Linked DNA regions of Homo sapiens: region 1 is linked to region 2. The links are chromatin loops, found by intact Hi-C in ENCODE. Cell type or tissue: Calu3. All regions are shown on one strand. Links, peaks and the distances in the headings refer to the core of each region. The heading gives the core; the rest is flanking DNA.

Region 1 (13,377 bases), core at 5,461-7,960, 570 kb after region 2:
TAAGTAAGCAAATGAGAAATAATTTCAAATCACGAAAATTTCTAGAAAGGAAATAAACAGAATTGTGAGATAATAGCTGTGTAGTGGCTATTATTCCATTAAAAGAACAATTAGATACCAAAAGATATAGCTTTATACTAATTATATTATATTCTTTAAAAAAAAATAGGACAAACGACATGATGTGATACTACTGGCAACAAAAATTCACCGTGGAGTGGAAACAGCCCAGACCACCAAGATTGAGTCCAGTTTTGCCTCACCTCCCTGGGTCTCCAGTCTTCTCATCTCTAAGCTGTGTATATTAGTATATGCTACCTACATCATGGGATTCCTCTAGGAACCAAATGAAATTAGGTATGTGAGAATACTCTGGGAAATGTGAAATCTCACTGCTGCTTCTCAATTCCTCATTATGCATTAGATTCACCTACAGAGTTCAAAAAAACAAACAAATAACAAAACAAAACAAAGTGACTAGACTTGCATCTACCAAGGATTTCTTATCCATTGGATCAACTTAGGTAGAGAACAAACAAATGAGGAGTGGCAAGCAGGAGAGTGGTGAGACAGGAAGTTTAGAAAAAAAGGCAGGGACCAGATCATGAAGAGATCTTACGGTAAAAACAACAGTGAGAAGTTTGGACTCCAAGCTGGGAGGGAGGTAGAGCTATTGGAGATCAGAGTCAGGGAACTGACATGACGAGACTGCATTTTACAAAAGTCATCTGGAAGAAGTGTCCCAGCTGAACCGCAACCTTCCCCTATATGGCAGTCAGGTTGTTACAGAACTAGTTCGTAAAGAGAATAAAGAGACCACATGGATCCTAGGTCAAAAGATCAAATGCCAACATTTAGTATGAGAATAAGATATATTTGAAATGGGGAAGAGAAAAGGAATAGTGCTTGTTACTTATTCCTGTCCTCCAATTGCGATCGATAGAGGAGAAAAGTATGGAGAAAGGCAGTGAGATGCTTGGAGGGCCATGTTCTCTTTCTCTTTCTCACTCCAGTCAAATGGAGGGGCTCAGAGAGTAGAAAAGTCAACATCCTGTGAAATGCAGTGAGAGCCAAGAGTAGAAAACACTCATATCCTGCTTCCCATCTAGGGTTATTGAAGGCAGGGAGGATTACCAACATCCCTCTCCCCACCTCCCTATACGCAAGGGCATGCAAAGGCAGCAAAAGTCCCTGCATAGCACTTCTAGGCAGAAGAGGACCAGAACCAACCCTGTAATTGCCCACAGCCCATGAATGGTATAGGAGAAGGGACTTAATATTCCAGTGGGCATCATGTGTGGCCCAGAATTTACTGGGAGGAGAGGGCTGATAAGTCTGTCACAATGTCATCTGGCCATAGCAAGGAGATGTATCCTAATGACTGCTCATGGGCTGCCCACTGGGGACTGAAGGAAGACACAGCTAAAACTGAAATGAGCATACTGGGGAGCTCCTGAAGGGTTCAGGTCAGCATATTTCCAGAGCTCATAGAACAAAGACGGATCAAGTACATCAGAGATGGACACATGTAAAGGACTTCATAAGCTAGGAATGCATTCAGCTATAAGTAAAAGAAACTTGTCTCACAGTGCTGTGAAAAATGGAGGTTTCTAATTTTCTTGCCTAAAGGCAGGCAGCTGAGGGCCTTGGTTCAGTAGCCTGGCAAGTTCAAGACCATGTCTCTGGGGTTATCTTGACTTTCCCTCCTTCTGGTCCCTTACTGGTTGCTACAGGGCTGCTACAGCTTCAGACATTAGGTCTACTTTCAAGACAGGAAGAAAAGGGAAAGTGGGTTGGCACTGGCATCCCTTATTTTAGGGAAAAATGAAACATTCCTGCAACCACTAGCGGATTTCCACTTGTTTATTGGCCAGAACCCTGTCACAGCCCCACTCCTCACCTTGGTGCAAGGAGTCTGGAAAAACAAATACCCTGCCTGCTCTTGGGCATGTTGCTGCCCCCAAGCAAAACTAGAGCTATGTCTGCAAAGATGGAGGAAGGAATGGATACTGGCCAGACAAATGCAGTGACAATTACAAAGTCCTAGAAGTCAGAGGTGTCCAGTCTTTTGGCTTCTCTGGGCCACATTGGAAGAAGAATTGCCTTGGGCCACACATAAAATTCACTAACACTAACAATAGCTGATAAGCTAAAAAAAAAATCACAAAAAAATCTCATAGCCTTTTTAAGAAAGTTTATGAATTTGTGTTGGGCCACATTCAAAGCCATCCTGGGCCGCATGTGGCCCACGGGCACTGGGTTGGACAAGCTTGTTCCAGGTCAAGATCTGAAAATAAATGTTGTTACCCCAGGGGGTTACCAGATAAAATGTAGGATGCCCAGGTACATTTTAACATCAGATAAACAATGAATGATTTTTTTATTAGCAGTATTCCCCAAATATTGCACAGAACATACTTATTCTAAAAAAAAATTTCTTGTTTTTGAAACTCAGACTGAACTGTATGGTCTGTATTTCTATTTGCTAAATCTAGTAACTCTACTCCCCTGAAGCCCCGAGTAGTGCGCTGCTGTTTCCGTGTAGGAAAATAGGGTGAGGGGAAGAAGTTTTAGAATCTTGAACAACCTGAGAAACTGCCGAATTGGACTGACTTTACCTGAGAGTGACAAGATTGGATTTTTACACTAGGGAGGATCAAGGCTCAGGGCCAGGAATTAAAATTAAGTTATAAAAAAATAAAGACTTTCAATTTAGCATTCTCGAGTCTGTGAGTCAGAAATTCACACCTGATCCAAGAGAAGGGAGGGGAGGAGGGTAAAACCGGGAGCAGGAAGAACAGATGGGAGACTGGTGGTTGTGGAAAGGAGAGGTGCTGGGGGTGGAACCAGGGTAAAGCTGGAAGGATAGAGAGAAGTAGGTGATTTCAAAACATTTTAAGGAGACAAAAATATGGGTTACTTGGTGATTCAAAGGATATCAAGGGTGAAGGAAAGGGAGGAGCAAGGATAACAACCAGGTTTTGGGATTGGGTAATGGGTAATTAGTAATTTGCTGAAGAGGGGAACACGAAAGGATGAACAGGTTTGGGGAAAGATAATGAGTTAAGGTTCAGATAACTGGAGTTTCAGGAGCCTGAGGGGACCTCCACGTGTTACCCTAGAAGGCAGTTTGGGGGGTGACATAGGAGGCCTGAGAGGACAAGGGGTTGTAATCTTGCTCACACAAGCAATGCCACCTTTGTATGTGTATGCACTGGCGGCCAGCCGATCTTCCTAGGAGTGAAGAAAACATTTGGGGGCCAAAATGAAGAAAATTATAAATAGATAAAAATTAAAATTGACCATAAATGATACAAATAAATGCTAGATAGGGCAGTTAGAAGGCTGTCTCAGTTCTAATCACAACAGGGTCAGAAATCCAGAAAAATCACTCTGGGCCTCATTTTCCCCACCTGGAAGATGAAGGTGCTTTTGCTGGATTTGGTCCACCCAGCATCTAGCTCCACGTCCACAGGAGGCACATTCTAAAAGTATTTCAGAAATAACCAATCCCACGTTGTGTGTAGTCTTGGTGGCATGGAAATTCAGGGACTCCCTAGCCAAGGAGTGGGTTATTGACCCAAATTAGGCCAACTGGTCTCTCTCCCAAAATTCTGAAACCAGAGGCAAGCAACATAAAGGTGTAGGAGGTTGCTGGTGCTCAATCAATCTGGAAGAATCTTGACAAGATTCTCTCGTAGTTCCTGCTAACTACGTCCATTTGAGAGGGCTGGGTCTGGTCTTTTTCTTCTGATCTGGGTTCTCCTCTAAATTCCACCATAACCTTTCAATAAAATCATTTCCACTTGATTTAGTCAGAATCCATTTCTGCTGTCTGTGACCAAAGAACACTAAGTGATTCAGAAGGGGTTGGACAATCATTTCCACAATGCCTTTCAGCTTCAAACATCTGTGATATATAACTGATATCAATTTTTAAAATTTCTAGTACATTTTTAAAAAAGATCATTCTTTACAGATGATGTTACAAATAGAAATGTATTTAAATATGCATATAGAACTATGCTGGTATCATCTCTATTTTTTACACACATGCGCACATACCTATGCATACAAATATGCTACTGTTTAAGCCTCATTGCTAATATTTGAGAGCAAGAAAAGACAATTATAGTGGTTTAATAAATAGGTTCCTATCTAAACCTTCATAGTTATTGCAAATTATTTCTTTTAACCAGAAAATCTTCTTTTATTAAAATAAATCGGCTATCTAAAAAAAAGGAATGTCAATCTCTACCATTAGATTTGAATTTCTCAGGTTTTAAATTTCATAACAGAGAACCATAGCCCAAGTTCACTTGCTGTATGAAAGAGAATTGTTTTAAACACAAATAGAAATATAAACAAAACTCAGATTTATTCGCTTAATCATTATTTCATTTGGCCATAAACTTTTTAGGCTTTGGTTTCATTTACACATTAAAAAACTTTTATGAATATTAGTCTAAATTAACAGATGCTGTTTTTAAGCATCAGAAAAAGAAAAATCTTCTTGAACTGATGCCATGATACTGGATGAAAATAGAGAATGCTGGTAAAATTTATGGAGAGATTTAATATTAGGAAATATGAGGAGAGTTCATCTGACAGGAAAAAAACGTGCCATTCACAGAAGCAAAAGTTGTCACATTCGTGGACATGCTGAATGTATCCTGAGGAAGATCTTTGCCACTGCAGATACTTGGGGCTGCAACGAGATAAGGGATGCAGCTTGAGAATGCATTTGAGAATGAAATTAAGTAGTCAAGCATTTCATATGGGTTTTATTGCCATTTAAGGGCATTATTCATTCAATGGAGATGTTGTTAATTGTTTTGAATTCACATCAACATCTCCCTAAAAAAATGCAGAGATTTAAAAAATCTAGAGACTGACAGAAAGCAGAGCTGAACAATATGGCATAACTCCACAGCAGGTGAATATATAGAGATGCTGGGAAATGGAGAATTTACTGCTAAACAGCCATGGAGATATTATAGTGTTTTAAAATTCTGCCTTAAACTATTTTGAATAGCTACTATTTATAGAACACCCACAATGTGTCAGGCACTGTGTAGACATCATTTCTAACTGGCACAATAACTGTATAAAGAACTACTTCAATTTTTACAAATTAAAAAACCTGTCTTCAGTGAGGTTGTGAATTGCCCAAAGCCATACAAGTTATTAATAGTAAATGGCAGAGTTGGAATTCACACCCAGCTCCCTCTGGTTGCAAATTCTGAATTCTTCCCATTTCCCTACATTGCCTCCTATTATATCATGTATTGTTGCTTTTTCTTCTTCTCCTCCTCCACACAATGTTTTATTTATTGCATTGATTAGGAATTTGATGTTATTTGACAATTATGATGCAATCTTTCAATTGGTAAGCCATTCTCTTTATCCATGGCAATCCATGTTTAGGTTGGGTTGGAGACAGAGATCAGTATCATTTTGTGACTCCCCCAGAAAATCCTTCTCTTTAAAAGGAGAGAGCAGACAGCCAGCAGCATCCAGGAAGAGCAAATTAAATGGATATGGTTCCCACTCAAGGGTGTAAACTCTAACGGGAAAAACACTGACAAAGACAAACATTTAAAAGGATAAAAAGCATATACTTCTATAAATATAAAAAAGATGAATAGATGCAATGAATAGAAATTACAATTTATTTTACTTTCTCTGCACCTAAACTAATAAATCTAACAAGTAATATAAAACCACCTAAGTAGGTCTTTGTATAAGTTATTAGGTGAATTTTTAAAATCAAAGGCATTATTGTATATTCAATTATATGACTGATATATTTAACATATTTTTTTCATAGGATAAACTGAATTATGGAATCAAGATGAAGCTTTACAGTCAGTGAAATATTTCAAAAGCGGTTCAATAAAAAAACCGTACTTTAAAACAAGATCATAAAATTTTCATTTAATCTGACAAAGATAAAATCAAAAGATATGTAACATCTAATCAAAAGTCAGGATAATACTTTTATTTCATTAAGTTAATATTTATAAGTCACGAGTGGGTTATCCATGTGTCAGTTATAACAGTTTTACATTCATATGGTAGGGATAAATGTTACTGGAATCACCTACGGGATAATTACATTGACTTAAATTAATACTTAAATAGCTTCAGTTAATATAATTTCCTTGGAATAAAGTGAATCACTATTCTTACCTATCTTTTTCGGTGTAGATAGATATTATGTATATCGTAATCAGAATTTAAAAAGTCATTTCTTGACATACACCTACTAACTGATAAAAATTATATGAGTTGTTTATGTTTTATAGTTTTTGGTAAAAATGCTATTTTTTCCCAAAAGCTAAAATAACAATATAGCATTTTCCTAGCCATATAAATGTATAAAGAGAGAGAAGTTAAAAAGACAAAAAATTTGAGAGTGTTTAAAATGACTTTTTACTTTAAAGCCATATAGAATTATAATGAAAACTGAAAGCATTTTTCTTAATGCTTAGGTTGTTCACAATTATTAGTCATAGTATTGATTAGCAATGATTAAGAATTGGGCTACCAACAGCCATATATGTATTTTGTAAGAAAGATTAGTGAGTTAAGATTTTTAGAATTCTTAATTTATTTTCCATGCACTTCAAAATATAGCAAGAAAGAAGTTTCAATATAAAAAGGTCTTTAAATTTACATGATTTCCAATGAGTTGACTGGTCTCTGGGGGCATCTACTGGAAATTTAGCAAACTGCAGTTACATCATGTAAATTTGGTAACTTTCACTATCCATCCTAATACAGATATTATTTTAATTGATATGCAAATAAGTTGACAAAGAAGATAAATGTAAAGTTATGCATGGTATTCTATCTCATCCATCTGGTAACAGCAAAACATGTAGCTGTCTATGAGATCAGTTAACAAATATTCAACTGTTAAAAATGTAAATAGGGCAGGTGGCATACCATAGATTAACAGTTTTCAAAGCATCCAATTCTTATTTTTGGAAAAATTAGAAAAATATTTTATACTTAAACATTCACATATTTAATGAGAAATTTTTATTAATCCAAATAAAATATATATATAAAGCACTTTTAAATTATGATGGATTCTCTAAAACAAATCATTTTGTATCTCATACATCCACCAATCATAAATAATATGACTACTGCTTATTTTCTATATGATTTAATTTAATTATTACATGTTAACATCTCAAAAAGTAGAATTTATTATACTTGGATCAGAAGAATTTTTCATTATAGTCATTACAACTAGAATTCATCATTAAAATGAACATTGTTATTAATGTCCTCTAAACATTTCAGAACCTCCTTAAAGAATATTGAACATATAATGAACACAATACAATCATTTCAATGTATTATAATTTAACATATTTTAATTAAAAAGCTCTTTTTATAATATTATGTTATGACTAATCATATAATTTAAATATCACAGCCATTATAATGATCTTGATTTTTTTGCAGAATTTATAGACCATATTCACTTTGAGAGATTAAAAATATAATTTGAAAGTATAAATATTGTGATATGCTTATATTTTACCATTATATATTTTATATATTGCTGTAAAATTTATATAATTTATATGTAATTTTTATAAAATGCAATTAGATATTATATACATTATATATTATTTATAATATATAATTAGATATTATATAAATTATATATTATATATTTATATAAAATTATGCATTATATAAATTTTATATTATATTACTTATATTAAATTATATGATACACAATTTATATAAAATTATATATAAAAATTATATAAAATTCTCCTTGTAAAGAGTCACATAACATTTTAGCTTCATTCCAAAGAGATTGTCTAATGCAATATATTAATTTATAATTTTTCTAAAAATTTCTTAGAATTGCTATCCAAATAAATGATTTCATCTTTTATTATATGAACTGAAAAAATTAAGCAATATAAAAATATTACCAAAAAGTCAGAATATAAATATTAATATAGCATTCTGTTTCAGTTTTGATTTAGACTCAATTTAGGTAGATAGGCCAATTTAACAATTTTAAATACATAAATAAAATCTGCCCCCCAGAACATTTTATGGAATAGAATTTTTATGTGATTATCAAAACAGTTACGCGTTTACTAATTTGAACTTTAGACGAAACTGTTACATATGCAAGTTTTGCTTTGTATTTTTGGATTTTTTATCTATTAATAATAAAGAAAAGCATAGTCAGAATTTCAACATTTTAAAAGTATATATACAAATTGAAAAATGCTATTTTGAAAAAACTAACCTAAGTTCAACCTTTATTTTTTAAGAAAAAAACTAGTAATAATTAAGGAATAAAGTTTATCCTCTGGCATTTTGTAAATAGTACTATCACTAATATAACTCAACGAATAATAAAAATATCTAAAAATTTGATCAGTAAAGATTCTCTCAATAGCCTGATAAGAATTCATTTCAACATGGGTGATTATATTTTAGAAGTTATGAAATATTTGTGTAGAATGGGACAGAAATTATTTCACAGATTCTATTTTGATAGAACTGATGTTTTGCATTAAAGGCAGTCACTTTTTGTGAGATCAACAAATGTTTATAAACCAAACTATATTTTCATTGATGATTATTAACAAATATCAGAGGAAAGCATGCTTATTTAGCAAATAGTACAGGACTATAATCTTTACAATAACTTTAGATAATTTCCTTAATAACATAAAGGCATTTTTTATGTGCCCACTTGCTCAAAGTTATTTATTCAAGTGATTCCCATTTAATCAAATATTTCAAGTACAGTAATTGTTATCAACCAGGAATGGATAAACTATTCATCAGACAATAGAAAGTATTACCAAAATAGTTACCCACGGTAGCTGTCGCACAGCACTTCAGCATCATTCATTTTCTTTATCGAAAAACCTCAAACATACACATTTTTAAGACTTAAAAAAATACTGTTTGTTTTAGAAACATTTGTTGATCTCACAAAAAGTAACTGCCTTTAATGAAAACTTCTCTAGTAGTCTGGTAAAAAAGGATTGGAAGAAAAGCTCCTTATATGAGGTTAATTACATATGCAATTTTGATAAAAGTCTTATTACTTCCAAACTCCTTTGAGAAATTCAAACTTTATACAAAATAATTTGTGTAGAAAAATTTTAAGCCAAAGATTCCACATGGAAAGATATTAAATGAGTGTTAAAGGAGAATTTTTCAGGGACAGTATTTTCAAGCCAGGATTACAACACGACTCCAAACACCTTTGGCTAACTGCAGCAAATCATATGGATTCTTGTTCTTTTCTTTCAGATTACACTGTACTTCTCTACTATAGAAAAACCAGTTAAACCTAAGCTGAAAAATAAACCCTGGAAATAATCTTAGCTTTTAAATTGAGTTATAATGATACAAAATAAATTCAAATAAGTAATACAATTCTGGTGTATTATGTGTCCTAATATAACAAGAAGAAACATGAGGAAAAGAGGAGGGAAACAAAAAATGAGCTTCATATCACAGGACTACAAAGAGTGGACTAAATATACATGTAAATATCATCATACTCACTCATCAAATGATCATTTTTGTCTAAATTTGTATTTATAATTTCTATTAACAAAAAACTCCATAGAATATGATATTCACTCTGTTGTGTTCTTCTTTTTAAAACCACCCATCTTCACACTGACACTCTGTTTTTTGAAACATAATTCTATGATACCCTCCACATTTTTTGAAATTTTATTGTTTGGAAAACTTTTTCTCAAATAACATCATTTAAAATTTTCTTTTAGTTTTCTACACAGCATTATAAATAAAAGAACTATCAACTTCCCATATACATTCAGGGAAATATCAAACTTTTATTAAAAATGAAAAGCTGGAGAATATAAAGAACAAACTTAGTAAAAACAAGTTGCATTATAAAGAAAACTTCAGCTCACTGCATTTTTTTTTACTAAAGTATGTCATACATTTTATCTTTGCAAGAATTTGACAAGTTTTGCAAGTAAAATTCTGTTTCCTCTACACTTGCTAATAGTCATGAGAATCTGTAGTTTGCACCTTCCCATTAAAAATGTATTGTATTTTTTGAAATTATTCACCCCGCCTTTTATCCAGATCATGTCTTTGAAAGGAGGAAGTAGATAATAAATGGAATAATTCATGATTCCCCATTAAATATGAAACTTTCTTTTGCAGAGTTTAGAAAATGAAGTTCTACATAATGTACAAAAGTTGATTAGAACTTTTTTAACCTTTTCAAGAAAAAACCTTTCATACTAAACAACTACATGAGGAGCTTTCTCTGAGAAAGGTAAAACAATCAATTCTTTACACCTATAGGTTCGTCATATATATTCTAATGTTGCCCCCTCTAAACATATATTTCCCTATAATACTTTAAACATATTAAAAATAATGGCAAGAAAAATAGTATACATTGAGTTGTAAACATGACAAGTTTTTAAGAGAAATATAACGTTTAAAATACAAAGGGAAAAAAATCACATAAATTAAAAATGAAAACAAAACATTATTCATGCTCTTTTCAGTAATGTAATGGAAGATAGTGTAGGGGTAAATAACAAAAACTGCATGTGTATTTCTCTTACTATGGCATGTCTTCTAGTGAAGTAATGATATTTTGTCATGAGAAAAAAGTATATACACTTATAAAACTTATCTTTTACAAATCAATCATTGGTACTCCATTAACTACACTCTCTTGAGCCCCTTTTTTGATAAAATTTTTAAAAAGAAACCAAATGATTCTTAAGATGACTCCAGTTCTATATTTTTAGATATAAATATTCTATATGTCTTGGGTGAGAAATCTGTATGTCTTGGGTGAGAAATTATATATATTCTATATGTCTTGGGTGAGAAATACCTTAAGAGAAATGTCAAGTTCTGACTACTTAAGAGCAGCAGTTGATCTCATTTCTTCTTTGGGTTTTTAAGTTTCTATTATAGAAATAGTTCCTCATTTGACTCAACATATTTTGATTTTCCCCTTATCTAAAAATAAAATTAGAATACATTTCCCTATCAAACTTGAATGCTTAAAAGATAACTACCGAACTGTAAGTCATGTAAATAAATCTTTCATATTATGTGCTCTTTAATTACCGTTGCAAAGTAAGTGTGCGCTGCGCACATGAACAGTGAAGCCAGGAGTTTTCACAGACTATATGTATATGATAAACTTCCAGAACATAATAAAATGCTTTGGCTAGAAAACATCTGTGTATATATAAAAGATCTTGTATATAAAGATCTTGTTTTCCTGAATATCATATTAATTTTATTGCACCTATCTAAACATTTAGAAAATTACTAGTTATAACTAAGAATATGGAATTAGTACATACAAAAGTATATCAATAAGAACATTGCAAGAACAAAAGAAAGTATTTGCAAGAAGATGAAATAAAAGAGCCTTGGATTTAAACTTTTTTAAAAAAGTATAAAATAGATTAGTAGGCGGAGAACAAGAATATTTTTCTTTTGTATTACCATATAATAATGCAAATACCAACAAAAAGAAAGCTTGTATAATATTATTAGTATTAAACAAAATAGAATTCAGGCAGAAAAAAATTAAAGGAGCATAATAATATCAGATATTATTATAAACAGATCAATTTACTGAAAAATATAGCAGGTGGGAAACAATGCACCTAATAATATAGCTTAAAAATACATAAAATTAACAGAATAATGAGAAGACATCGATTTTAATTTTTTTCAGAAACTTACAGATAAAGTAGAGGGAGAAGTATTTCAACAGTAATTGCCTAGCTTGATTGAAATAACAGCCTCACACTAATATTTAGATTCTGAGAGATTTTTATATAATTATCTATCAAACAAATACAGAATATATACTTATTCGTCAAAAAAAGAAATATTTATAAAACCTGACCATGTACTGGTCACACCAGGAATTTTGTAAATTGATACATTTAGTACACATCCATGGATATACATCCATGACACACTTACTAAGCATGAGTAAAGATTTACTTCCCAATCCTGGATCCCCTACAAAAAAAAAAAAAAAAAAGAAAGAAAGAAAACACCAAAAACTACTCACTGCAAATTTAGAAATACACTTCAAATTTATTTTTTGCTTAAATGCAGAACCACTATGGAAATTTTCACATATTTAGAATTGAAAGAAAGAAGAAGTTATCACCGTATTTAAAAAGAAGGCTATAGATTTAAGTGCATTTTCTAAAAAACAGGAGCAACTCATACTAGTGAAGAAGCTAGCTTTCAACTCAGGATGATAAAAAAAAACCCTAACAAAACAAATATTATGAAATAATACTAAATAAAAATCTGAGAAGAAAATATTAACAGTAAGTTAATAAAATGATAAAAGAGAGACCAAAAAGTTGACACATAAAATGAAAGAACTGGTTATGTGAAAAGAAAAAGATATCTGTGCAAATATAACCAAGAAAAACAAAAACAGATAGTCACTAAACATAGTAGCACGAACGGAAAAAGCTTCTAATTATAATTATAGTAACAGCTAACTCTTACTATATGCTTAATGATGTGCCAGGTGCTGTTTTCAATACTTTACATGTAATTAGCCTATTTAAACCTGACAACATTTTTAATGAGATAGGTGCTATCATTTTAATCTCCATTGTACAGATGAGGAAACTATAGCACAAAGAGTTTAATTAACATGCTGAAGATCACACACACCTGTGAGTGATGGAGCTGGTTCATCAACAGAGGCAGTCCAACCCTAGACCCCGTATTATTAGCCATCATTATCTTTACACTCCCTCCAAGATACAGAGAATATTTCAAGAAATATAGAAGAGGCTTTAACATTATTAGAAAATATCATGTTAAACTTTATTGCAGTAAATATAAAATTTTACATAAATAGGCACTTATTTTTTAAAATAACAATAGCTGGAGAAGATTTAGAAGACCAGTTACAAGACCTACCTACCCCTTTTCCCCTGACCCCTACTCTCACCAAAGGAGAGAAACTATTCTGTTTTACATGGGAGTTCTACCAAATTTTCAATACTAAGAAATTCCCATTTCATCCAAAATGTGCTAGAGCATTGAAACGGATAAAAAATTATTTAGTCAATTTTACAAAATACAAGTAACCATTGTAATTTCTTTCACTGGGGGAGGGCCCAGAAAGACTGCAGAGGAAGAGATGTTTCTAGGTCCTTGCATTATCTGAAAAAATTTTTAATTTGCCCTCACTTTTAATTGAATAAGATAAAAATTCTTTAGCCAATTTTACAAAACCTTAAACTGTAGCATAAGAAAATTAAAATCGTAGCTCAATATCATTATTATTTAGATACAAAAATCACACACGCG
Region 2 (2,500 bases), core at 1-2,500:
CCCCCAAAACCAAAAATGGCCATACACAAACATTTGAAAGTATAATTTAGAGTTTTTGATATTCTGTATTTTGAACTAACTTGAATCAGTGTTAGTGTTTTAATAACATCAGACATAAGAATGTAACCATGCACACATATGTTTATACATAAATAGGATAAAATTTCACCATAATACATCTCATTATTACATAGTATTCTATATAGTAGTTGGACACAATATAATATGTCCTCATTCATTCATTCAATGCTAATTTACTGAGCACTTATTATGTGCCAGATACAATTCCAGAAGTCAAGGATACAGTGTGACAAAAGTTCTCTGCCTTCTTGGGGCTTACATGTTCTATTAAAAAGTAATGTATGGTAAAGCCTTCTAAAAAGACAAATCTATGAGATGGATGCTAACCTTATAACACTAGTTTTTTATTTAAAAATTTGGCTTTGTTTTTAATACAGAAAATATTATAAGGAACAATGAAATGGTTCATAATCTTAAAACACAAATAACCCTTGTCGGCCTTAAACAAAGTTATACATGAATCTCATTAGAAAATTTTTAGTTGTATAGAAAAGTACAAAGAAAAATTGAAAATTTCTAGCTCCCTCTCAACTCAGAAACATTAGCAATTTCTTGTAATTCCTTACAGAAAAAAAACAGTATCCACCCATTCCTCTACCCACCTACTCATCCATCTAGCCTAGCGTTCTTAACTTATTCAAATTTATACAGTTTTCTTAAGATAATCATACTATACACAGTATTCTGTACATAGCTTTATCTTTTCCCACTTCTCTATATTTCCTGGAGCTCTTTCCATAAAAGAATATATAAGCACACCTCATTCTTTTATTTGACTGATTTTATTTTTTAATGTAGAAGTATTTTATCTATCTCTAAATATCTCACAATTCTAGTTTAAAAAGTGATTATACAGTTTTATCTGAAATTTATAAGAGCTGTTGTAGATAGTGTTAAAAGTATAAAGACTTAGAAATCATGACCTCCAAGAGGAAGCCTAAAAAATTACTTTTAATTTATTAGAGAACAGCAAATACAAGAAAAAAATAAGAAGAAATAAATATCTGTTTTGGACAAAAACCTTACCAATAGTTCTATTAGATCACACACAACGTAACAATCTTTTAAGAATGTCTTTATATGTGAATTAGAAATACTAGTGAATTTTTTTACCAGTAAATTTTAATAATAGTACTATTATTAAAATTTACAATCATCATTTTTTAGAGTTTCACTTAAATTTTTCAATAAAGCATGCAATAATTACTTTAGAGCATTCTATTTATAATACTACTTAAACCATATATTTGCTTCAGGGCCATATTTGATATTCAAATGTGATAAGAATTCTTAAATTTATAAAAATATTATGCAAAATAAAATACAGGGCACTAGGTGGTGCTGTGGGACCTTCCAGATAAACTAACACTGCAAAGGTATGCATTTGACAAATTAGTTGTGTGGTTGATTCTATATATTTAAATATACATTAAATATTTTTTATAGATAAAACAATGCACATAAATAAGAAGAGTAATATAATGAAAAAGCAAAGTTTTGATGGATGACCTCTTTGAGGAAGATACAACCCCGTTTCATAATCTCATACCCTAACTCCTGTGTTAAGCTATTAAAAAATCTTTATATAATAAATGTCATTTTTGAGGCATGCTTGTCAATCAACTATTATTTTCATTTACCTTTAAAGTTATTTTTTCATATGACCAAGAATTTAAAAGATGAATAATTATACATCCTTGTCAAACAATTTTCTATTAGGTGATTTCTTACAACACAGTACTGTAATCTTCTTGGGTTCTGTTTTTCTATTTTCCCCAGACATGACTGCTTGCTATAGAGCTACTAATTCAAATACTGACAGCCACCAGACTGGCAAGGTGAATGTGCAGATTGGGCCACAAGTAAAATAATAGGAAGTGAGGGCAACTTAGGAAACCCAGAATATAGAAAGCACATCTGTGGTCTGCATGTGGCCTGTGGGCCACTCATCTGTGACCTCTTAAGTCCAACATGTTCCTAACCATTTATCTATGAGTGACACATCTCAAAGATAACCTACAAATTTCAGTTCAAATGAAGGAGTGTAAATGCTTCTCAATTGTCCTTCTACAATGTTTAATCACTTATGTATGTCCTTCCTTAAAGAACAGAAAATATTAATGATGTGGGAGATAAACTAGTGGTCAAGAGCATTACTCGTCCATGATGAGCTACTGATTTAAAGAGAAGTACAGATTTAGTAGTCTTTTTATGGGCATGGTCTTCCTCTTCCCTGCAGGCACTTTCATGATTGTGAAGTACAATAATAAAGTACTTAATATTGAATTGATAGAAATATATGTTTAACATCAATAAAAAAAGGATAGAATTTATTCCCACTAGTAGTGATGGTGGAACTTAATATTACAGGTACAAGGTAAGAATGAAAATGAATTTTTAACAAATTCAACAAAACTCA

The links. A loop is a pair of places that touch in the nucleus more often than their neighbours do. Peaks named below come from ENCODE experiments on the same cell type or tissue, not always from the same donor. Only the 100,000 strongest peaks of a DNase experiment are listed, where the experiment ranks them.
Region 1: it touches region 2 in a loop (12-fold over the local background); 81 of 110 quality-filtered maps call a loop at or near these places.

What each region holds. Positions count from the first base shown.
Region 1 is chr4:146,909,955-146,923,331 of GRCh38, forward strand. All of the region lies in intron 4 of TTC29 (tetratricopeptide repeat domain 29), which reads right to left. Among named protein-coding and RNA genes, the nearest start is that of TTC29-AS1, 17 kb to the right of the region's middle. In Calu3, for the core only: a CTCF peak has its summit at 6,683; no DNase peak of the experiment used is centred there.
Region 2 is chr4:146,341,372-146,343,871 of GRCh38, forward strand. All of the region lies in intron 5 of SLC10A7 (solute carrier family 10 member 7), which reads right to left. Among named protein-coding and RNA genes, the nearest start is that of MIR7849, 66 kb to the right of the region's middle. In Calu3, for the core only: no CTCF peak of the experiment used is centred there; a DNase peak (open chromatin) is centred at 1,430.